Regions from separate parts of the Homo sapiens genome. Here all the other regions are linked to region 1. The links are chromatin loops, found by intact Hi-C in ENCODE. Cell type or tissue: PC-9. All regions are shown on one strand. Links, peaks and the distances in the headings refer to the core of each region. The heading gives the core; the rest is flanking DNA.

Evidence for each region. Hi-C counts contacts between places; a loop is a spot of excess contacts. Peaks named below come from ENCODE experiments on the same cell type or tissue, not always from the same donor. Only the 100,000 strongest peaks of a DNase experiment are listed, where the experiment ranks them.
Region 2: a loop joins it to region 1, with 16 times the contacts of the local background. A loop is called at or near these places in 69 of 110 quality-filtered maps.
Region 3: a loop joins it to region 1, with 7 times the contacts of the local background. A loop is called at or near these places in 2 of 110 quality-filtered maps.

What each region holds. Positions count from the first base shown.
Region 1 is chr2:38,943,154-38,951,857 of GRCh38, forward strand. ARHGEF33 (Rho guanine nucleotide exchange factor 33) reads left to right here. Exons shown (of 18, transcript NM_001145451.5): 10 at 748-877; 11 at 7,836-7,968. The region is part of intron 2 of LOC105374471 (a long non-coding RNA gene); the gene reads right to left. Among named protein-coding and RNA genes, the nearest start is that of ARHGEF33, 58 kb to the left of the region's middle. RefSeq lists enhancers at 1-716, 3,884-4,384, 4,385-4,885 and silencers at 4,075-4,369, 4,192-4,378, 4,645-4,764. In PC-9, for the core only: CTCF peaks have their summits at 4,651 (motif pointing right) and 4,854; DNase peaks (open chromatin) are centred at 4,168 and 4,658; H3K4me3 peaks cover 985 bases; H3K27ac peaks cover 1,749 bases.
Region 2 is chr2:39,224,847-39,233,550 of GRCh38, forward strand. CDKL4 (cyclin dependent kinase like 4) reads right to left here. Exons shown (of 10, transcript NM_001397900.1): 2 at 4,519-4,742; 3 at 993-1,114. The coding sequence starts at 4,686. Among named protein-coding and RNA genes, the nearest start is that of CDKL4, 15 kb to the right of the region's middle. In PC-9, for the core only: CTCF peaks have their summits at 5,191 (motif pointing left) and 5,391; a DNase peak (open chromatin) is centred at 5,165.
Region 3 is chr2:38,872,915-38,880,455 of GRCh38, forward strand. It overlaps DHX57 (DExH-box helicase 57), which reads right to left and starts at 3,020. Exons shown (of 24, transcript NM_198963.3): 1 at 2,873-3,020. It overlaps MORN2 (MORN repeat containing 2), which reads left to right and starts at 3,062. Exons shown (of 5, transcript NM_001145450.3): 1 at 3,062-3,196; 2 at 7,265-7,315. The coding sequence starts at 3,139. RefSeq lists an enhancer at 2,229-3,213. In PC-9, for the core only: no CTCF peak of the experiment used is centred there; a DNase peak (open chromatin) is centred at 3,057; H3K4me3 peaks cover 2,351 bases; H3K27ac peaks cover 455 bases.

The sequences.
Region 1 (8,704 bases), core at 3,151-5,650:
CTGACCTCAGGTGATCTACCCGCCTTGGCCTCCCAAAGTGCTAGGATTACAGGCATGAGCCACCATGTCCGGCTGATAGCTGACCTCTTTGTGTCAGTGTCTGTGGATCTTTTTCCCTTGGGCAGTTCAGTTTCTCAAGTGGAAGACCCTCCAATCTCCTGCCTGAAGAGTTTAAACCTGGCTTCTGGCACTCTGGGATCTACAGGGGAAGAAGGCTGAGGGAAGTCTCACTGTTCAGTATGAAGCCTTCCCTGAGTCCCTTTGTTTTCATTTTAGCATCTGAACTCTACTATGTCTAAAGTCTTTAGCCCAGATCCCAGAAACCAGGGCTTCTCTAGTTTCATTTTTCTTGTTTGCCATGGGGAGGAAGTGAGGAAGCCATCTGGTATGGGGGGTGAGGATCTGGAGGTTCAATTGCCCCATATGTATACTTTCAATGATTGCTCCTGCTTTCAGCATTGTCCCTTATTTGCACTATCTATATTGCCCCTGGTGTCTCCAATCCTTGAGCTTTCCAGATGCTTCTCAGCAGATTTTCCAGCTGCAGATGGGGACACCAAGACTTCGTGCCCTTTGCTCTGCTGAATGAATTACTGCGCCTCCATTCTGCTTTCTACCTTTCAAAAACTTGCAGATGGTTTTTTTTTTATTGCTTTCAATATCCTTTTATCACTTTTATTGCTTGCATTTAATGGGATTTTAGGAAGAAATGGTTAATATCAAGTCCTCTTTGGTTTGTTTCTAAAGCTAAAAGACAGACTGTGGCCCTGGAACTGCTTGAATCTGAAAGAAAATATGTCATTAACATCTCTCTGATCTTGAAGATAAAAGCCACATTCCAGGGGTCAGATGGAAAGAGGAATTCCAAAGAGAGAAGGTATCCATGCACTCATTGCCTTTGCTTTTCAGATTGATTAGGATTTAAGGTAAGTGGTTTATTGTTTCCACTTTGGGATTTCTGGGGCCTATGAAGAGTTCCAGAAATAGTCTTTGAAAAGAGAAGAGGCAGTGATGGCAGATGTCTCAGTTCACTTTGTGCTGCTATGACAGAATATCGTAGACTGGATAACTTTTAATGAACAGAAATTTATTCTCTCACAATTCTGGAGACTGGGGAGTCTAAGATCGAGGTGCTGGCAGATTGAATCTCTGGTTCCAAGATGGCACTTTGTTGTTGTGTCTTCCAGAGAGGAGGAACATTGCAGCCTTACATGGCAGAAGATCAGGAGAGAGCAGGAGAACCCACTCCCTCAGGCCCCTTTTGTAGTGGCAATAATCCATTCATAGTGCGGAGCTCTCACAACCTAAACACCCACCATAGGCTCCACCTCCCAGTACTGTTGCATTGGGGGTTAAGTTTCCAGCACATGAATTTTGGGGGACACATTTAGATCATAGCAATAGGGAACCCCTGGCAAGTCTTAAACTTAGATTTTCATCAATGTAAGAAAATGAGTATAGTCTCCTGGGCCTTCAGGGTCTCTAACATGTCTTTTAAAAACTTAAAGGGGGAACAAATGCTACAGTGAGGGAGGCGTTGGTCTCTGTTGCCATCTGCATGGAGTCCCCATGGGTCACAGGTCTCTTAGAAGCACAAGAGAATGAATGTGTGGCAAACCGAAGCACTCAGTGGCCATTAGAGAAATGACACAGGGCTGATATAACTCTGGACCTGGGCCTTATTATTCATGTGGGTGATCTTATGGTACTGAGTAATGCATGGGTGTGTGTGTGTGTGTGTGTGTGTGCGCGCTCATAGGGTCTGCCACCTGTTGTAACAGCACGCTTTCCCAATGCCGCAACACTCCACCTATATCTGTTCATAGTCTAGATTTTTTTCTGTTTCCCTCTCTGTTGAGAGAAAGCAGGAAGGAGGAAAGTAAGACTTGGTGAAAAAGATTAATGTAATGAATATATAATAATCCAGAAAAATTGAAGAAAAGGCCAATCCAAAAGAATGGAAAGTCTGGATTATGGACTACTGTGGACATATGTGGCATTATTACTTTAAACATTCCATTGGGTAATATACACTGGTGGTTCATAAATTCTGAATCTACCCAGGGAAGCCCCTAATTATATTTTCTTGCTCCTTACCATCCCCCCAAATCTATTTGACTTGGTGGCTGCCAACAATACACTCAAAACACACGCTGCCCTCCTACCTAAATGACCGAGTGAGGCACTACTCCCTGACAAACCCACGAGTGGCCTATTTTCAAGAGTTATTTTACTACAAAACAGAGGTAAACCAAATATGAAGCAACAAGAACAGAAAGGCTAAGGTGACCCAGCTAAAGCTGTGACCATCTGGACTGGGCCTCACCTCTCAGATACTGCCTAGATTCTCAGCCATCCTTCCTTCCCTATCTGGCCCTTCCAGTTCCCCCTCCTTGACCCTCCCAGCTGCGCTGCAGGCCTCTGGAAGTCTCTATGGGCTCCAGCTGTCTTGCTGTTGCCAAAGACCTACTCAGTTTATGGTAATGAAATCTAAAGGCGGTGTACCCTTTGGTGTGGCTTTGCTTCCACATAGAAAATTCTAAGCCAGCAGCGTCTCTTCTTAGTCTGAAAATCTGGGGAGGCGGGGTAAGTCAGGGAAAAGAGAAAACTGTTTACTGTGGAAGGGAGTAGTAAGCAGCTGCTCTGCTAGGCACTTGATTCGTAACTTCACGAAATATTTAGCAGAACCCTGTGACCCCTACCTTACAGACGAAGGAACTAAGGCCCAGAGAAGCTTAAAGCCGCAGAACCAATTAGTGCCGGGATTCAAACGCAAGCCTGCCGGACCCTGTAGTGTGTGCTCTTATACATCATACCACTTCCCCAAAGCCACTGGCTTCATTAACTGCAATGTGTAAAGTTTCTCAGAGAGCCAGAAGGATACAGTTGTCTCTTCCTATTTCAAAATTCAGTCTTCCCTCTTGAACAGCCTGTACGTTTTTACTTCAGATCTCAGTTGATTTGTTAAGTCTGCTACATATGTTGTCTAGCCCTTGTTGCAAGCCTCCAGCAGGCGGGAGGTCATAGGGGAGAGACCAGACCCTGCAGAAGATTTGGGTAGATAAAGAGAAGGCCCTTATTGACTTGCTGCCACTTCCTATTTTTCTAAATTGTTCTCTTATGACCCATCACTGGGAGGAAGGAGTAGATCTCTCCCTCAAATCCTACGAGATTGAAAAATTAAAGCTATCATACAATCCTCTATGAAAGTAAGATCATAGTTATTTCAAGATATCTGCGATAATGCTATTCATGTTAGTTATTTGCTAGACTAACCTTCTTTTTTCTTTGCATGGACCAAGCAGAGAAAAGCTTCAACCCCACCCTCTTCGTTAGTACTGAATATGAAGTCTCTGGTTCTGAGCTTGGTGGTACTGCCGTTTTTCTATTTTAGGGTTAGATTTTCATTATCCTCCTCCACTCATTATCTTTCTTCTTTAAAGCTTTCCTGAAACCTCTGTGTGTACTTTATTTCTTTCTTTATTTTTTTGAGGCAGGATCTCACTCTGTTGCCCAGACTGGAGTGCAGTGGCATTATCTCGGCTCACTGTAACCTCCACTTCCCGGGTTCAAGTGATTCTCCTGCCTCAGCCTCCTGAGTAGCTGAGATTACAGGCACACACCACCATGCCTAGCTAATTTTTATATTTTTAGTAGAGATTAGGTTTCACCATTTTGGTCAGGCTGGTCTCGAACTCCTGACCTCAAGTGATCTATCCACCTCAGCCTCTCAAAGTGCTGGGATTACAGGTGTGAGCCACTGTGCCCAGCCTTTGTGTGTACTTTAAATAGACCAGCTGAAGGAAATACAAAGCAGAATGAAATTGTTCCTTTTCTCTATCGGCATTTTTCTCCATGCAAAGATGAAAATAAGTATATTAACATTTACTATCGGCATTTTTCTCCATGCAAAGATGAAAGTAAGTATATTAACATTTACTAACTTTCCCATCACAAACCACAAACCTTCAGCACTTTTTACCCCATTGGAAAGTAAGTTGGGATGCAAATAACCTCCACTGCAAGTACAACTTGACATTCAAGCCTGAGGTGGCCACATCTTCTCCAACCTATTAAATAAAACCTTAGGTTTTTCCTAAAGAAAAGTGAGTCACTCAAGAGCTTCCTCAGCCTGTTTGAAGCCAGCCGTGCCCCTGGCTGAAAGGGCTGGAAGTTGCAGGGGCACATTGCTGCTGGCTGAAACCTGGGCAGAACTTGAGGGCTATGATTCATTTGTTTGTTTTGTTTAGAGACAAGGTCTCTGTCTGTCGCCCAGGCTGGAGAAGGGTGCAGCGGCCCAGTCACAGCTCACTGCAGCCTCAAACTTCTGGGCTCAAGTGATCCTCCCACCTCAGCATCCCCAGCTGGGATTACAGGCATGAGCCACCCTGTGCTCTTATACATCATACCACTAACAGCTACTTTTTCAGTTTATTATAAAGACGGTGTCTTGCTCTGTTGCCCAGGCTGTCATTTGTCGAAGGATCACAGAAGTTGGAGTTCTGGGCTTTTTGGCTCTGACTCACCTAGGTAGAGCCACAGCCTCAGGATCACAGTTCTGTCTGAACACTTATGGAGGGAGCAGTGATCAGCTCAGCAGGATTGTCAATTAGCCTTGTAAGCTAAACTCCAGTGCTGTGTCCACCAAGAGCTCAACAAGCTTCGTGCTACAGATCACCACCAGGTGGCACACGTTTAATGATCATGCCCATCCAGGGTGGCGGGAACCTGCTACTGCCAAGCTCAGGAGTTATTTTGGCCTCATTCTGGGCTGACAAAAGCTACATTATTAACCTCAAACTATAACTGGATTTTTCTTTCTTGCTTTTAGTGTATTTCCCTCATTGATTAAGTACTATATTGTTAGGAGATAAAAACTTTGAAGGCTTTAGAAATAATAAACTACTAATGTTGCCAAAATTTCATCCCAGTAAGGAATAGGAAAAAAAAAAAGCTGAGCTCTGAATACTTCGTCTTCATGAAAAAGTTGCTTCTGGGCGTCAGGTCTGGCGCCAGGCAAAAGAGTGAAACAGGTTAAGTGTGGCTTGTACTTGCCATCTTTCTCCCTTTGCTGTCTGTCTTCTGATTTCACACTCCTCCCTAATTTCAAATAATACCCTTGTTAAATTTTTTTAAAAGGTTTAAAGCCCGTTTTCAATGTTTCGTATAGAATCCACTGTAGGTCATTGTTTTTCATGTAACTTATGTGCTTCCACAATGCTTGATGGAGGCCTTAGCCTTCTCCAACCCCACCCTGAAATCTCAAACAGTCATCCCGGTGGGCAGTCCAGGAGGAGATTGGTACCAGCTCTCCCATTCTCCAAGTACATTGACCACAGTGTAGCAGAATGCAGCTCTCTGGAAAGAAAGGGAGAAGGAAGGAAGAAAGGGAAGGAGAGAGGGAGGGAAGGAGGGAGAGAGGAAGGGAGGAAGAAAGGGAGGGAGGGAGGAAGGGGAATGAAGGAAAGAAAAAGGAAATCGATAATCCAAGACATTTTATATACATATATGGACAATTCTTCACAAAGTCAGATCTTCCCATGGTGCCCTAATATCTTCCAGGGTCACACCAGGACTATTACACAAAGTCATTTACAACCACTGGGTAGGAAGAAATCTTTTGCACCTAGATCTTTGGCTGGTGCAGCATTTTACACTTTCAGTACAATCAGTTGTGTTTTTCTCCATCAGGTTTATGGTCTTCTCCCAGTCAGTATACCCCGTAGCTACCCCTCCAAATTCCCCTCTGATCTGGACAGGGATTTCTTTGATCTCCTAAACCCACTGTTCCATTGTAAGCGCTCAGGTCAGGAGGCCTCTCCTCTTTTGTACCTGTAGGGGATCCAGGCACAGGAGGTGGAGGGAGTGGAAGATGGGAGTGGAAGTCTTCCTCATATCCTTTCATAGGGGGCTAGGTACCCTATTCTCGTGTTTGTGTGTCTCCTCTGAGCTACAGTCACAGAGGTCACTTTGCTTTGCTTGGAAATGAGTTGAAAAAAACCTCCTCTCGATCTGGCATCCTTCCTATTGTTCCAACAAAGGTTTGCTTGTTGGGAAAGCACCCCAGTTGTCCACGAGTTTACTCTCATTTGACCCTGGGGAAATATTCAAGTAAGTTCAGATCAACCAGACCATCTCTTTTCTGTTTGTTAAACTTGCGGTGCTGAAAGCATAAAGGAACCTACCTTAAGTCACCAAGTTAGAGCTCCAATCCTTGCTGTAACCCAAAAAAACTCTGCTTCTTTTTATTTTTTTCTTCCTCTTTTCTATAGGCCTCTAATCACATCACTCTTACCCAGCTAGTCCCCCTTCCTCTTCCTCCCATGATTCTCTATCTCTCCTCTCCACCCCACCCTTCTCTGACGTCTCCCTTCTTCCCTTCCTTACTTCTGAAAAAGGGAAAAAAAAGAAAAAAGGAGGTACATTGCAAGATGGAGAAGAGAGGGATGGAAGGGTAGAAAAAGTGCTTTGTAAAATTCCAGGGAGTAGCAAGCCAGGCCTGGTCAGTAGCTGTGTTAGGCCGTTCTCACATTGCTATAAAGAATAGCTGAGACTGGGTAATTTGTAAAGTAAAGAGGTTTAATTGGATCACGGTTCTGCAGGCTGTACAGGAAGCACGATGCTGGCATCTGCTCAGCCTCTGAGGAGGCCTCAGGAAACTTACAATTATGGTGGAAGGCGAAGGGGAAGCAGGCATGTCACAGGGCGCAGCAGGAGCAAGACAGAGAGACGGGAGGCGCTACGCACTTTTAAACAGCCAGAATTCATGAGAACTCACTCACCATCACTATCACTTGGTGGGACAGTAGCAAAAGGGATGGTGCTAAACCATTCACGAGAAATTCACCCTCATGATACAATCACCTCTCACCAAGCCCACTTCCAACACTGGGGGTTACATTTCAGTATGAGAGTTGGGCAGGGACACACATCCAAACTGTATTAATAGCCTACCCAGACAAGACTGTCCTGGCCCAGTATTCCTCTTAGAAACTGAAGAAAAGGAAAAAAGAAACCCTCTGATACCCTACAACTCCCTGAGCTTTTTAGTTGCCAACTTTAAACAAATTTTCCTACTTACCTAAATAGCAGTCTCCTACTGGTAGCTGAGAATGGTCTTGTAGATGCCACCTCAGTGCTGCATCTACAACACTAATTAGAATAGACTATTTTGCACATCAAATAGGAATAGCTCTAAAACATTGAAAAAGGTATCCCTTAGAATTTCCACTGCGTGTCATTTAAATGAGCATGTAAAAAGGTCTTTCAAGTGATGTGCTCTTTATTTATTTGTATTTTATTTATTTATTTATTTTGAGACAGAGTCTCGCTTTGTTACCCAGGCTGGGGTGAAGTGGCGTGATCTGAGCTCACTGCAACCTGTACCTCCCGGATTCAAGTGATTCTCCTGCCTTAGCCTCCCAAGTAGCTGGAATTAGGTGCATGCCACCATGCCCAGCTAATTTTTGTATTTTTAGTAGAGATGGGGTTTCACCATGTTGGCCAGGCTGGTCTCGAACTCCTGACCTCAGGTGATCCGCCCAACTCCCAAAGTGCTGGGATTACAGGTGTGGCATGCCAGGCCTCTTTATTAGTTCAATACACATTTGTATAGAAGCCATTAGTAAAGGTTTTTTTTGTTTTGTTTTGTTTTTCTGTAGTCGGGATATCTGCTATTAGGTGTGCAATGAAAAACTTTAAAAAATCCTTAATGCAGGCCTGTGACTCACAGTATGTTGGATGGCTGGGAGAATGGGCCCTGCTGCATGTATTTTTGTAGGGTCCTTTCTTCTCTACACCTTGTTTGTGTGATTCCGTCTCTATTCTGTTTCAAGCCTCTTCCCTGGCTCTTTACGGTACCTCGTCCAGCAGCACCTGGATCTGCTTCACGCACTGCAGGAAAGGGTCCTGAAGTGGCCACGCCAAGGCGTTCTTGGAGATTTATTCCTTAAGTTAACAAATGACGAGGTAAGGTTTTTTCTGCCCCTCTATACATTTTACTTATACGGATTTGTGTCTCATTTGTCTACTTCTCTTAATAGAGAATCTAGAAGCAGTGAATTTCACAGCTAGAACCACTGAGATCTAGTCTAACTTTCTCATTCTACATACAGATCATGGAATGATTCAGAGAGATTTAAAAGCCTTGCTGAAATCACCCCGCTAGCTAGGTAGTTGGAGATGTGTGACTTTCAGAGGCCTAAGTTAGGTCTTCTGACTTCTAGTTCATAACTTTCCACTGTATTATAACTGCCTCCATTGAATACGCATGTCGATGTGTGTATGTATTGTGTGTGTGTTTTTATATAAATGTATGTATATATATTTGTGGGCCGGGTGTGGTGGCTCGTGCCTGTAATCCCAACACTTTGGGAGGCTGAAGCAGGAGAATTGTTTGAACCCAGGACTTCAAAACTAGCTTGAGCGACACAGCAAGACCCTGTCTTTATTAAATTAAAAAAAAAGTATATATACATTAAAACATGTATATATATGCATCTGTGTATATATATACACAAATATATATGCATCTGTGTGTATATATACACAAATATATATATACACACATGAGATATATACACACACATGCATATATATATACACATGAGAGTTTGTATATACATGTGTATTTTCACACACAATTTTCATTCCTTGGAGATTTTTTAAAAAATGTGATGGGTGGCTATTATCTTGAATTTTGCAA
Region 2 (8,704 bases), core at 3,889-6,388, 280 kb after region 1:
GTGGAATCTGTCGTGTTATAGGGGTCGCTGTACTGAATTCCACTGGTTTTAATAACTCTTTAGGTGGTTCTCTTAGATTTTGTAGATCAGTAATATCTTGCAAATAATGACAATTTTATTTCATTTCCAAAAGCTATGTTTTGTTTTTCTTATTACATTACATTGGCTAGAGTTCTCAGAACAACGTTGCATTATAGTGGTGACAGCTGACATCCTTGTCTTGTTTCCTCACTTTAATGAAAGTTCTTTTAGTTTTACCATTGAGTATAACATTGGCAGTTGATTTGAAGAGGGGTGTGTGTGCCAACACTTTGGGAGGCCGAGGCAGGTGGATCATGAGGTCAGGAGTTCAAGACCAGCCTGGCCAAGATGGTGAAACCCCGTCTCTACTAAAAATACAAAAATTAGCCGGGCATGGTGGTGTGTGCCTGTAATCCCAGCTACTCGGGAGGCAGAGGCAGAGGCAGAGAACTGCTTGAACCCAGGAGGTGGAGGTTGCAGTGAGCTGAGATCGCGCCACTGCACTCCAGTCTGGGCAACAAAGTAAGACTCCATCTCAAAAAAAAAAAACTATTCTTTTAATCCTAGATGCTAGGGATTAAAAAAAAATCAGGAAAGGATGTTGAATTTATCAACATTTCAAATTTTCAAATTTATCAATCGTACATTTTTTTATCTTATTAGTGAATTATATGAATAGGTTTCCTAGTATCAAACCATGGTTCATTCCTTGAACTCAGATAATCCAATACATAATTTAGCCTCAAATTCATTTTGATTTTATATCTGTGGTAGGTTTTTCTCCTAATTATAACTCCTATAGGTAAATCATTGTTTGCCTTTTGAAGACATCCTGAGACTGGATGGGGTAGCCAGATGCATTGTGGTAGAAAGGGGAATTGTGGCTGGGATTTGAAATTTGCCATGGTTAATTCCACAGAAAATGAAACTGAGAACTGGCTGTACAGAATTTCAGTTTCCAGATTACTTACCCATTTGGGTTTCTTTCCAGCTCATTTAAAAGTGTATGATCACAGTATTCAAAAACTAAATGCATTTTCCTTTTTCTCCTGAACACCTCGATGAGGTTCACAAGATTTGGATGTTTTAATTGCTGTGAAAGAATTGAAATGCAAAGTTAAGTGATCTGTTACTAGTAAAAGCTTCTACCCAGACCCCTTAAAGAAACTTAAAGTTGGAAGAAATTTAAGATTCATCCAATGTACCTATAATAAGTGGTAACAAAATTGCTTGAATCTCTCTGGTGATAGCAAGTAAAGTATGTAACTTAAAATACTGCAATAAAACAAAAAACACTTTATGTATTTTATGGAAATTCTATATATACAAGTCATAAAATAACCTGAGTAGAAAATTGAGGAAATGAAATTATTAAGGACTATAAAAATAATCAATATCCACTCAGCTTACATATTGCCATGGATTTTATGGATTTAAATCCAGTCTGGATTCTAGTGTTGACTCCCAGTAATACTTGTTCCTAACCATCAAATCGGAATAAACTGTCTATTCTAGAAGTCCCCACAATTAGTCTGTGTTTTAAATTTACTTATTTATATTTATATAAATTATATATATTATATATATATTATATATATTATATATATATAATATATATTATATATTTTCAGCATTGTTCTTTGATTCTGTTGTTCTCTCTTATGCATAGATATTTTGTGTGTTAAATTCTATTCCCAAACTGACGCATTTCACAAGACAGCCTCTGTTTAATATCGCAAACCCAAGGAAAAATGCTGATTAGGTAGGACAGACCATCACTACAGCGATTAGATAATTTTATCTTCCAAACTAGGGTAATGGGTAGAAGCCAGGACTATCGTAGGCAAACCAGCACATATGGTCACTCCGTCTGTAACTAGGGTGACCACATAATTCAGCATACACACCAGGACACTTTTTTTTTTTCCTTGCTCTGTCGCCCAGGCTGAAGTGCAGTGGCGCCATCTCGGCTCACTACAACCTCCGCCTCCTGGTTCCAAGTGATGCTCATGCCTTAGCCTTTGCTGTAGCTGGGACTACAGGTGGGTGCTACCACGCCTGGCTAATTTTTGTATTTTTAGTAGAGATGGGGTTTCACCATGTTGGACAGGCTGGTCTCACGTGGACAGGCTGGTCTCAAACTGCTGACCTCAAGCAATCCATCTGCCTCGGCTTCTCAATGTGCTCGGATTACAGGCGTGAGCCATTGGGCCTGGCCACACCAGGACACTTTTGAAAGGGGATGTGAACCAGGCAGGACACTGGGACAAAAACTATAAAGCAGAACTCTCTTGGGCAAATCAGGATACATGATCACTCTTATTCCTAACCCATCTTCCCTGTTGTTTTCCCAGTATAGTAGACAAATCAACTTTCCAAACTCTCTTCCATTTACCCAGAAAGATACTGAGAGAGAACACAGCATTTTGCATATAGTAGAAGCTCAACAAATAACAGGCCCAGTAGAAAATTTTAGGTACAGAGACTCACAATGCATGCCTCTACCTCAGTATCTATTAACGTAAGCATGGCTTGACCAAAACAAATGTCACCCTAAAACTGTGTGCCTGCTGCTCCACAGCTGGGGAAAAGAGAATCCATTATACATTAAAAATATGCCCAGGCTGAGGCAGGAGGATCGCGTGAACCTAGGAGTTCGAGATCAGCCTAAGCAACATACTGAGACCCCATCTCTCTAAGGGAAAAAAAAGAGAGAAGCCCAAAGCACCAAACCAATTTGTTTTCTATGTGCTCCACTGCCTAAAAGAGCAGAAAGGCAAAGAGTGGAAGAGACTAGGTCATCTAAAAAGCCAGTGGCTTTGTGCCGCTGCAAAACCACAGTATGGAAGCAAAGCAGGATCTCTACTAGGGGAGTAAAAGATTTACAGATACTACAGTTTGATGCAATGTCAAGGTTAAACCTGGTCCAATCTCCTGTCTTTGGGTAGGTCAGCAATTTATACCGCCTTTGCAAATGAAGTTAACCTAGCCCAGGAAAACAGTAACTTGCCTAAAGAAAAACAGGTGGTAAGGACAGAGAGGCAAGCAATTTAAATAACAAGACTATGTGAGGAAAGGAAGGTCGACTGATCACAGAAGGAGCTGTTCAGGACCTACATGGACACAACATACCAAAAGCAGAAAGATGGACGTTCTGACATTCTGAGGGCCTTCATCAGAGACCAAGCTGAGTCATAATCAGGCTAGTTTTTACCTTACAGCCTCATTCTCCAGTTGGGCACTTGTAATGCAGAAGGTACTACCTGAGCATTAACTTTATCTGAAGACTTGGGACGGAGAGGCTGACAGGTAAAAGCATTATTTTTATTAGAAAGCCACACTGCTTGGTTCAGACCCGCCCTGCAGCTTAGCTCAGTGAGGGTGCCAGAGCTGGCTAGCTGACCGGCGCGCCCTCTGCTGGCTGAGAGGTAAGAGTGAACTTTTTTTTATCATGATGGATGTGTTCCTGAAGACTGTATCAAGTTATATTTCAAACAAAACCCTAGTGTGTATTAGTTGAGGAAACCTGTGGGAAATAATATTTGAAAATGAGAGAAAACATGATAATTATTAGTGATAATTATTATCCTCCCTTACAAACTGAATTTCTGGGGATTTTCTAAAAACAGACGACGTGTCAAAAATGAAGGTTGCCTGTGTGTCCTTGAAATCACAGGGTCTTGTCACATAATGTGTAGCCCACAAACCAGCAGCTTCCGCACTTCCTGCGTACTCAGAAATGCAGAATCTCGGGCCCACCCCAGACCTCCCAACTCAGAATCTGCATTTCAACAAGGTCCCCGGGGATTCCAATGCATATTAACATTTGAGAAGTGCTGCCCCAGACCTCCGTTTCCTCTGCGGAAAATATGGTTGTTAGATAAGAAGCATCTCTACGGTCGCTTATAGATCTAAAACTGTAAGATATTTAGCGTAAGAAAAAATTTACATTGAGAACTTAGGAATCTTACATGTCAAATCTTATCAGAGTGAAAACAATTATAACAAAAACCTTTATGTAAAAAATGTGTACGTTACCGGGGGTGCTATTCAGTATGTCTAAGAACCTGGGGTGCAGTGCAGGCAGGAACCAACGCATGTCGATGCCTACCAGGGCATTGGTGCGGTCCTGTGGGACTGACTCTCTGTGCCAGGAGGTGCTCTTTTAGTTGCTGGTTGGTAGGGGAAGTATTTGGAGGGATATCCAGAGGAGGGCCAGGGTTGGGGGCGAGCGTAAACACTGGGGTGAGTGGACTTAGGATATTTACTAACAAGAATAAAAGTTCTTTTCAGTATAACAATCTATAGCTGTATTCATACACAGACAAAATCAGAGTGGCCGAAGTCCAAAGTGATAATCAACTTATTACCCAAAGGTGCTGATACAAAGGAATTTAAGTCCAATGGGGGGAAAATAACTTTAAAATTCTTTGCAATTTTAACATGCATATTTCACTCAATTCCATGATATTTTACATATATATAAAGTTAACTTACCTTCAACATACGTATTTCTCTTAGTGCTATTTTCTTAACAACAGGATCATCTTCAGATTCCACAAATTTTTTAACAGCTACTACTTGTCCAGAGGTTTTGTTTCTGCATTTGAATACAACCCCATAAGACCCTTCTCCAGTCTTAGCTAATTTTTCATACTTTTCCATTATAGCTGAAGTGACTTAAATTATTGTATCGATTGACTTGCAGTACAATGCTGCACCTGGAAAATAAGGTAGACTTGCCTTAATCAAGCTATAAAAGACAATGTTCTCACAGGTTATATACAACCAATTTGTCCACATGCCAAAGGTTTATATTCATCAATTAATTGGAAATCCACTTAAAAATATTTGGATATTATTTTGTTAGTTTAGTTTAGTCCTCTGCAGCTCTTCCAGCTATCAAAAGATTTCATATGCTATTTCTGACAATGGTTCTATGTTGACCTCAGTTGAACTAAAAGAATTTGTGGAAAGGAAACTTATCCCATCTATTGTTTTCATTATGCTCAAGCAAACAACTGAAATATGATGCTGTAAAATCCAGCTGAAGGAACATTTCATACTCTGGAATATGCTGTTTATCTTTTCTCTTCTAACCCAAGTGCATACACAATGACTAGGAGGAGTTGTGTAAGAAGACATGGTACAAAAAGTGCTATACTTCCACCTGGTGGAGAGAAGAAAGAGCGTGGGCCATTGAACAAAGCAGTCTTTAAAAACAATAACAGGCCAGGCACAGTGGCTCAAGCCTGTAATCCCAGAACTTTGGAAGGCCAAGGTGGGTGGATCACCTGAGGTTGGGAGTTCAAGACCAGCCTAACCAATATGGAGAAATCCCATCTCTACTAAAAATACAAAATTAGCCAGGTGTGGTGGCACATGCCTGTAATCCCAGCTACTCAGGAGGCCCTTGAACCCAGCTGAGATTGTGCCATTGCACTCCAGCTTGGGCAACAAGAGTGAAACTCTGTCTGAAAAACACAAAACAATAACAGAATCCTTTTAGGGTATTTATTGCTCCTAGCTTTTATTTTCATGGAAGAACAGATTCTTAAGTTCTTAGCCCCAAAAGAAAATAATAAACACAAAGAAAGCATTCATTCTTATGAATTCTTTCACATCTCTAGTGATTTCTATGGAAATACTGGGTTTTTCTGTTTTGTGTCATCCATTCTTGAATGAATGTTTTGGTGACCGAATTAAATATTACATGATGACTAAGGCCAACATATTTAAATAAATCAGTCTAAGAATTAAAAATAGAAAAATTCTAATTAGTCTCAAAAACCCCACCCCACTTTATCCAGCAGAATCTTGTTAATATAACCTAATAACAATTACAATAATAATGGCACTTAACATTGTTCTATACAAATTACATAGAATGTGCACAAATATTCTATGAAGTAGGTGTTATTTTTATCCAATTATACAGATGAGAAAAGACACAGTGAAGGTAATACAGAATTAGAACCCACGGAGTGAGATTTCAAAGAACACAATTTTAATCACTACATTACACAGCCTCTCAGTTAAGTGCAAAAGAATGCATAATTCAGCCAGGCATAGTGGCTCACACTTGTAATCCCAGAACTCTGGGAGGTCGAGGCAGGTGGATCACCTGAGGTCAGGAGTTCGAGACCAGCCTGGCCAACATGGTGAAACCCTGTCTCTACTAAAAACACCAAAAAATTACCCGGGTGTGGTGGCACAGGCCTGTAATCCCAGCTACTTAGGAGGCTGAGGCAGGAGAATCTCTTGAACCCTGGAGGTGGAGGTTGCAGTGAGCTGAGATCGCACCACTGCACTCCAGCCTGGGAGACAGAGCAAGGCTCCATCTCAAAAACAAAAACAAACAAACAAACAAACAAACAAAAAGAATGTATAATTCGAAGAACCACTTTATCCAGGTCTTGGTATTAACAAAATGTCAAGTGAAAAAGTTGACTACTTGTAAATTTCTCTTGTTTCAAATGAGTACACATTTTTTAAAACTTCTCTAATAATATTGTCTTTTCCAACTACAGATTATCTCAATGGTGAAAGAAATAATCTACTTCCACTTGCCACCATAAAAATATACAATGGAGAAAAATGTTTACCTGGATATAATGACTACTGACATACTATTTTTTACAGTGCTGCTTTTTTGAGGGGGAATGAATTCGATTTCCTCTCTTATTAAAGAAAGAAAATTCAAGCATACACACTCAAGTAACACATGGAAAATCCATCACAGATTATGTTCTGAAAGCCCTATTAGTTATACTGTATTTTTACCTATGTATTATTATTTTAAAGATATTTAGATGTGAGCATGCATACATTTGCATAGTAATAGATGGCTGGAAAGAGAGTAGGAGAAACTGGGAATTTGCTTTAGAAAGTTATTGGCATCTGGCTGGGAGCATTGGCTCATGCCTGTAATCCCAACACTTTTGGAGGCTGAGGTGGGAAGATCACTTGAGCCCAGGAGTTTGAGGTTACAGTGAACTATGATTGTACCACTGTATTACTTCCTGGGTGACAGAGTGAGACCCTGTCTCTAAAATAAAATGAGATAAAGTTATTGGTATAAAACTTTATAGATTTGTTAATTTAACCTACTTGATAAGTACTACAGTCATTGGGGGAAACTATAAATATGACAAGAAGCTTAATTATGAAGTTTTAATGTATGCATTATTTTATTATTTCCCTCTAGGTAGTTGATTTGATCTATTGATGTATGTTTTTTCTTTTTTCTCAACAGATTCAGTAACGACTGATTCCTCAGACTAATATTTAGATCTCATAATCACATCAACCAAACTGCTAAATACAATAAAATAAAGCTCCAGGAAATAGTACTTCACCTAGTAACCACTCAATATTTCTGTTTTCAAAAGCCCTACTATATGTTCATGGAAAATGAGTCTGAGTATGCAAGCAGGAATTAGACCAATGCCTGTAAATTCCTTTGTGGAATTTACAGCTCTAATTCCAGCTTACTAGGATTATAACAGAGTTTCTGGAGGCAGTAATTCCTACTCTCTTATTTGAGATCCAGACCAACTATCCAACTGCTTGATGAGTATCTCTACATGAATGGACAGAATCATCTAAAAATTGGAACATTCTAAACCAAATGCCTTCTCTTCTTTCTTATCCTCTGTCCATACCCAATGTTCACAAACATGCTCCACGTTATGCCTAAATGGCTTGTCAAGGTACATGTGGTGGGGGGCTTTGAGGTAGCCAAGGACAGTGACTGCTGCCTAAACCTAATCTCCTCATACATCTTCCACAAAGCAATACAAATCAACCAGGACAAATAAAACCACATAAATCCAGTGCCTTCAATATAACAAGAAGACACAGGACTCTACAAACTTAGGTAGAAAAGCAAAGCCTAGCTGGGCGTGGTGGCTCACTCCTGTAATCCCGGCACTTTGGGAGGCTGAGGCGGGCGGATCACGAGGTCAGGGGATCGAGACCATCCTGGCTAACACGATGAAATCCCATCTCTACTAAAAATACAAAAAATTAGCCAGGCATGGTGGCACGCGCCTGTAGTCCCAGCTACTCAGGAGGCTGAGACAAGAGAATTGCTTGAACCCAGGAGGCGGAGGTTGCAGTGAGCCGAGATCGTACCACTGCACTCCAGCCTGGGTGACAGAGTGAGACTCCATCTCAAAAAAAAAAAAAAAAAAAGAAAGAAAGAAAGAAAAAGAAAAGAAAAGCCTAAATTCTGGAGGGGTTATCTCTTGAGCTCCCACTGTAAACCTTGGCAGAACGCAAAGATATGAGAGGGGTGAGATCTAAAAAGCTTTAAGAAAGACAGAAGAGTAAAAGAAGGGCCTAAGAAAGACTTAAGATCACCTCCTTCCCAAAGAGAAAACACATCACAAGTGTAAAAATACCCTAAGTGTGTCCTGGTAGATCAGAACACTCACTACAAGGAAGGGGTGTAAAAGTAACATGGGTCTCAAGGTGGCACTAGTCAGTGTGGCACCATTTTTGGGGAATAAAAGGACAAGAGGGAAGGGAAAGACATCTGTTGGAGACTGGACAGTGAAGGGAAAAAGAAGCGAGAAGGATACATTTGGCATCTTGCAAGACAAAAGAGAATTCTGAATTGAAGGGCATGCGAATCCTCCCATCACCACTAAGACAGGGAAAAAGTGTCATCAATGAAAGA
Region 3 (7,541 bases), core at 1,650-4,149, 72 kb before region 1:
TATACATACTTCTGAAGTACACATGAAACATTTTCCAGGATATAGACCATACTAGGTGATAAAAGAAACCTCAATACATTTTTTTTTTTTTAAGACAGAGTCTTGCTCTGTCGCCCAGGCTGGAGTGCAGTGGCACAATCTTGGCTCACAGCAACCTCCGCCTCCCAGGTTCAAGCGATTCTCCTGCCTCAGCCTCCCGAGTAGCTGGGACTACAGGCACCCGCCACCATGCTCCCTGACTAATTTTTGTATTTTTAGTAGAGATGGTGTTTCACCATGTTGGTCAGGCTGGTCTCGAATTCCTGACCTCAGGTGATCTGTCCACCTTGGCCTCCCAAAGTGCAGGGATTACAGGCGTGAGCCACTGTGCCCAGCCATAAACCTCAATAAATGTAAAAAGAAAGAAATAATATGAACTATGTTCTCCAACCAAAATGGAATTAGAAATCAAAAGCTAGAAAAAATTTGGGAAACTCACAAATATGTGTATATTAAACTAGGTCTTCCTAGGTATTCCTTTCTTCAAAATTGCTGATGATTATACATATGTATTCAGAGTTTATCTTAAGTTTGTCTCTCCTTTCTACTCCCAGAAAGCTCTTTGAAAACAAGACTATGTCTATTTTGATTACCACTGTACCCTTAACACAGTGTCTAGCATATGGTAGGAATTCAGTATCTATTTGTGGAATGAATGATTGAAGGTTGAAAAAATGACTTATGTGGGAATGGAGATTTGTTCATCTATTTATTCATTCCACAAATATTTATTGAGCACTTATTATGTGCCAGATCCTGGGGATATAACAGCAAAAAAGACAAAATTTCTGCTTCATGAAGCTTACCTTCTAGAGGGTAACACAGACATTAAACAAATAGATATATATTATAACTTAAGTGCTATCAAGGAAAAAAAACCCCCGAGGCAGTTATTTTAGATAGAGTGGTTGGGTAAGGCCTCTTTGAGATTTTAAAGGACATCCGGAAGAAATTGACAGAATGAGCCATGAAATAGTCATCCCTCGGTATACACAGGGGATTGGTTCCAGAACCCCCATGTATACCAAAATCCACGGATACTCAAGTTCTCCAGTCAGCCCTGTAGAACCTGCATAGAGGAAAAGTTGGCCCTCTGTATGTGGGTTTTGCATTCCAGGAATACTGTCTTTTCTTTTTTCTTTCTTTCTTTTTTTTTGAGACTGGATCTTGCTCTATCACCCAGGCTGCAGTGCAGTGGTACGATCATAGCTTACTGCAGCCTCGATCTCCTAGGCTCAAGCAATCCTCCTGCCTCAGCCTCCTGAATAGCTGGGACCACAGGTGCACCACCACACCCAGCTACTTTAAACATTTTTTAGTAGAAATGAGGTTTCGCTTTGCTGCCCAAGCTGGTCTCGTACTCCTGAGCTCAAGCAATCGTCTCACCTTGGCCTCCCAAAGTGCTGAGATTACCGGCATGAGCCACTGTGCCTAGTTGAAATACTGTATTTTTTTTTTTTTTTTTTTTTTTTTTGAGACAGAGTCTCACTCTGTCGCCCAGGCTGGAGTGCACTGGCGCAGTCTCAGCTCACTGCAACCTCCACCTCCCGGGTTCACGCCATTCTCCTGCCTCAGCCTCCTGAGTAGCTGGGACTACAGGCACCCGCCACCATGCCCGGCTAATTTTTTGTATTTTTAGTAGAGACAGGGTTTCACCGTGTTAGCCAGGATGGTCTCGATCTCCTGACCTCGTGATCCGCCCGCCTCGGCCTCCCACAGTGCTGGGATTACAGGCGTGAGCCACCGCGCCCGACCTGAAATACTGTATTTTCAATCTGTGTTGGGTTGGGAAAAATCCACCTGTAAGTGGAGCCGGGTAGTTCATACCCATGTTGTTCAAACGTCAACTTTACTCACAAAAATGTAGAGTCATTAAAATCTTAACAGGCAAGAAAAATAACAGGTCAAACTGAATTCTGTAAGGTTGTGCACCAATAATTACCTATTATTTCTAAAATTTAGGGAAATGAAATAACAAATCAGTTAGATTAGAACTTCATCTCAAAAACCATGCAGCCCAGGTAAATTTGTGTACTGAGAAACATTAGGAAAAAGCAAGAGGATACTTACGCTGAATCAAAACAAGTTGTCTCACACCAACCCAGAAAATGTTACTTTTACAACTAGATCTGAGATATGCGCTTAACATTTTAAACGAAGATTTACTGACTGTAATGGTGTCCAATACCACTCTCCCAGAGTTTTCAAGGGAATAGGAATTAGGTTGTATAATCCACGTGGTTAGATTCCACTATCTATTCCATCTAGCCCGGGAAGACTCCAACTATCTTTCTTCACCATGGATACAGGGACCTAAGTTTGGCTGTAAGAGTATTCTTTGTTTGATAGCCAAGGCACTGAAAAGTGACTACACACTACTCTCCTCCCAGGCAGATCTCTGACTGATCACAATATATCCAGCTCCATCCAGATATCCAGATCTCGTATCCTTTTTCGAACTCACATCGTCCCCACCCTTCTCCCCAAAAAAGCCACACAGACGGAGTCAGAGAACGGAGCCTGATCCCTTCAATCAACCCCTTAGCCTGCTCCAAGACTGAATTTCACGCCCCGCCCCCCCCGGCCCCAACCTGCAGTTTGAGCGTGGACAACCTCAGCGGCAGAGCCCGCCTTGGTTCGGTATCAGGGCCTGGGATCCTGCTGGTCCAGATTCACCGGCCCCAGGCAGACTGGATGAAACACACTGGGCCGCGATGCTCGTCAGATCCCGACCACTCCTGGAGCAGGAGGCGGCAGACACACTGACAAACAGGGTGACGCGCACACCGTGCGCACAACGCGCATCACTTGTCCGCAGAAGTGGAAGACGTACCTGGCTCGCAGAGTTGGGTCCCGAGCCGGCTGTCGGGAGGTGCTGCCCAAGGGTCAGAGGTCCAAACTGGACTTGGCCACCCTCACGATTCTCACTTGGAGCAGCCCTGCGGTGGCCCAGCTGCAGCGGCACAGTCCCGGCGCCTTCTGATTGGCTCAGCTACAGCCCCTCGCGTATTCGCTTCCGGGTGAGAGGTGCCCGGTCGCCCCAGCAACCAAGTCGCACCTGGAGCTGTCCTAGCGCCTAGTTCTCTCCCGGCCGCAGAGCTGGCCGCCCAGGGGGAGTCGCAGAGTTTGGAAGATCTCTCTAACACCTCTCGGCCAAGTGAGTGTCCCTCCTCCTAACGACCCGGGCAGAGAAGAGCTCCTTTAAGTCGAACTAGCGTGGAGTCAGAACCTGCTTGGCTCCCGGTAACTCCTGTGGGGGTGTGATATATTTCCTGACCGTCTAGCCGAGGGGCACGGGGGAACCCCTGGTCTGGGAATCTAGCTCTGATTCTGTTGTTAATTCGCTGTTGAGACACCCGAGGCGCGTGCCAACCTCCCTGGGCCTCAGTTTCCGCTATGGTGCCGGGTGGTCTCTGTGAGGTTCCCTCTAGCTCTGACGTTCCCAAGTTTCGAATGTAGAACATTTTAGCGGCAATTGAAAACAGTCCAGTTTCTGATATGATTACGTTTAATGCTCTGCTTCATAGGCACTTAACGATTCCTTCCGAAGTGCCCTTCATTCACTAGACGTTCTGTTACTATTAGTACTAAACACGGAGTCGGACAGTGGGGTGAGAAGAGATTTGACTAATCTGCCATCCGTGTCCTGGAGGAACTGGGTGGGATAGGGGATCCCGATACAAAAGCATGGTTTTAATAGAACCTTAAGTACTACAGTAGGAATAGGCCCAGAGTGCCGTGGGGGTTCCTGAAGGAGTCTGAGGTTGACAAGTAATGAGAAGAAAGGCTTTGTGGGAGAGCTCATACCTGAGCTGGGGCTACAAGAATACAATAGCTAATATTTACAGAGTTTAGACACTGGGCTAAGTGCTTTAACTAGATTAGCTCATTTACTTGATTTGCCCCATCTAAGGATGAGGAAACTGAGGCATAAGATAATTATTTGTCCAAGGTCAGAGAAAATGGTGGAGTCTGGATGCAAAGGTAGGTAGTCCGATGCCAGAGCATGAACCCCTAACTACTACACTCTATTTTGCCAACTCTTGAGGATGAATAGCAGTTAACCAGGTAAAGAAGAGAAGGGTGTTCCACCCAGAGTACGGCATGGCATCTGTGGGAAACTACAAGCAGATCTGGTAATCTAGTTAGTTATCATTAGTTAAACACTTAGAAAGTAGCTCTGACGCCTGTAGTTCCAGCTACTTGGGAGGCTGAGGCAGGAGAATGGCGTGAACCCGGGAGGCGGAGGTTGCAGTGAGACGAGATCAAGCCACTGCACTCCAGCCTGGGCGACAGAGCGAGACTCCGTCTCAAAAATAAATAAATAAATAAATAAATTAAATTAAATTAAATTAAATTAAAAAATAAAAAAGAAAGAAAGTAGCTCTGTGTCCCTGCTCTCTTGGAATTTCACATCTTGCAGACATGTAAATAACTAATTAATGAGCACACATGGCAATTTCTGTATACCACCATACTTCACCCTTTATCCACAACCAAATCTTAGAAATTATGGGGAAAAAATAAGCAAACATAACTAAATTCAGATTTTTCTAAGATTTAGTGTTAATTAGTGTCTATATTTAACCCCTAAACGAGATCAGAATTCTAGCAAGATTGCTCTCTATCCTCCACACCATTTCCATATTGATATTACCTGAGTTTTAGTTACAGATTCTTTTTTTTTCTTTTTGAGTTTTTAATTTTGGTGTAGATGGAATCTCACTATGTTGCCCAGGCTGGTCTCAAACTCCTGGGCTCAAGCAGTCCTCCCACCTCACCCACCCAAAGCGTTGGGATTACAGGCATGAGCCACCAGATTCTATTTTTAAAACTTAATTTTTTTTATTTTATTATTTTTTTAAGACAGAGTCTTGCTGTCTCACCCAGGCTGGAGGGCAGGGTGTGATCGGACTCACTGCAGCCTTCACTTCCTGGGCTCAAGCGATCCTCCCACCTCAGCCCCCAAGTAGCATGGACAACAAGCATGCAACACCACACCCAGCTAATTCTTGTATTTTTTGTGGAGAATGGGTTTCACCATGTTGCCCAGGCTGGTCTCGAACTCCTAGGCTCAAGCAACCCACCCTCCTCAGCCTCCCGAAGTGCTGGGATTCCAGGCATGAGCCAGTAATTCATCCTACCAGCGTGCCTGCCAGTTTCCATGATTTTAGATTGATAGTTTCGTTGGATGTAGAATATTAGGTTGAAAATAATTTTGTCTCGGAATTTTAAAGACATAGTGCCATTTTTTTTTAGAATCCACTGTTGCTAATGTCAGTCCTTTGTAGTTTATTGTAGGTAATCTGGTTTTTGTTTGCTTGTTTTTAACTAGCCTAGCTGGCCTTTGGTCTTTATGTCATGAAATTGTACTGTAACCTGTCTAGGTGTGGGATTTTGCTTAGTTCCCATTTGTAGTCCAAGCAGTCATTTTCTTCAGTTCTGAGAAAAATTTGGCTATTTATTCAAATATCCCTTATTCTTTCCCTCTGGAATTCTTATTAGACTGACAGTAGCCTTTTGGATCCACTTTCCATCATTTTAAAATTCTTTGTGCTACTTTCTTTTTTTTTAATTAAAAAATTTTTTTTCCAGCCATCTCACTCACACTTTGTGCTACTTTCTAAGCACATTTTTCAACCTAATGTTCCAGTTCACTAATTTGTTTTCAATTGTATCTATTCTGCTTTTCATCCCTTCTAAGAAGTTTTATTTCACCAATTATATTATTCATTTCCTGGATTGCTAATTGTTTTTTGTTTTTTGTAATCACCTGTTCCTATTTCAAGGATACTAATACTCTCCCTTTCTCTCTGAGGATGTTACAGTTTAAGTCCTCTACCTATTGTGTTAACTCTGTTTCCTCAGTGATGAGCCTCCAAGCCTTTCTCAAGTGGTACCTAAATTAATTTTTAAATTCCCTTGCCCCACCCGTAAAGACTGATTCAGTAGATGTGGGGTAGAGAGAAGAAACTTAGAAGCATCTCAGGTGATTCTGAAGGATGGGCCTGCATACCGTCTCTACATAAGTTTTCTTCAGTATCGGAAAATACAGTTTCTAGTTTTAGTCCAGTAAGTGTCCAGGGATCTGAGGCCCAGAGTCCCCCTCAGTCTTGCGGTCCTCTTTCTTCCTTTTTCACTTGGTCTCCATTCCAGTCTCATTCTGTGTGGACCTACCAGCCCTTCCCCACTTGCTATCTTTATTTTCCATTTCTTCCTATTGCCAATTTAAAGATTCCTCACTCCACCTTACCTCTGTGGGACAATCAGTAAATCATATGGGCTACCAAAGAGAAATAAAAACATATCCACACAAAAATCTGTACACCAATTTTTTTTTTACTCCTAGGAAGCTGTATGTTTTGAAAATGTACATCAGTGTTTATAGCAGTATTATTCATAATGGCCTCAAACTGGAAACAACCTACATGTCCATGAACTGATGAATGAATAAACAAAATATGCTGTTTCTGTACAACATATTTATACAATATACTTGGCTATAAAAAGGAATGAAGTACTGATACACGATGCAACATGGATGAGCCTTGGAAACATTAAGTGAAACGAGCCAGACATAAAGGACCACATATTATATGATTTCATTTATAAGAAATGTCCAGAATAGGCAAATCCCTGAGGCAGAAAGTAGATTAGTGGTTGCCAGGGGTTTGGGGTTGTGGGGTGAGGGGTGTTTGAGGGGAATCATAATGGGTAACTGCTAATGTGTACAGAGTTTCTTTCTGGGATGATTAAAATATTCTAAAATTAGATTGTGATGATAGTTGCACAACTCTGAATATACTAAAAAAATCAAATTGTATTTTTTTAAAGGGTAGATTTTGTGGTGTGTGAATTATATATTAATAAAGCTATCATAATAAATAAATTTTAAAAGAGATCATCTAGGCAAAATTGTTTATTTCCCCGGGACCCTACATTAGACAATGGAAATACCAAGTAATCATGATATGATGTGATCTTGAGAAGTAAGTCCATTTGGATAGTGCTGAAAGCACATTGGGTATAGGTCTTATGACATAAGAATGTTTACACTTGGTTGGGTGTGGTGGCTCACATTTGCATCCCCAGCACTTTGGGAGGCTGAGGCGGGAGGATCGCTTGAGCCCAGGAGTTTGAGACTGGCCTGGGCAATGTAGTGAAACCTTGCCTCTATCGAAAAAAAAGTAAACTTATGTCACTGTTTTTAAATCTTTTAAAACAGCTTCAGAAGTGTATAAGATCAGCTTTATCTTTCCAAATGGAGACAAGTATGGTAAGTATACGCTTCAATTACTTTTTCTGTATAGAAAATTAAATAGCTTAGGAATAAAAAACTGAGACTGTTAAATTTTATAAAACTACTATTAGGATATTAACTTTATTAACTAAAATAACAGAAATCCTAATAGATAAAGAGCTTTTAAAATCAAAATTCCAATGCCTTGGAAACCTATGGGATCTGTCAATCTTCCTGGCCCTTGAGTCTCAATTGTTACAAG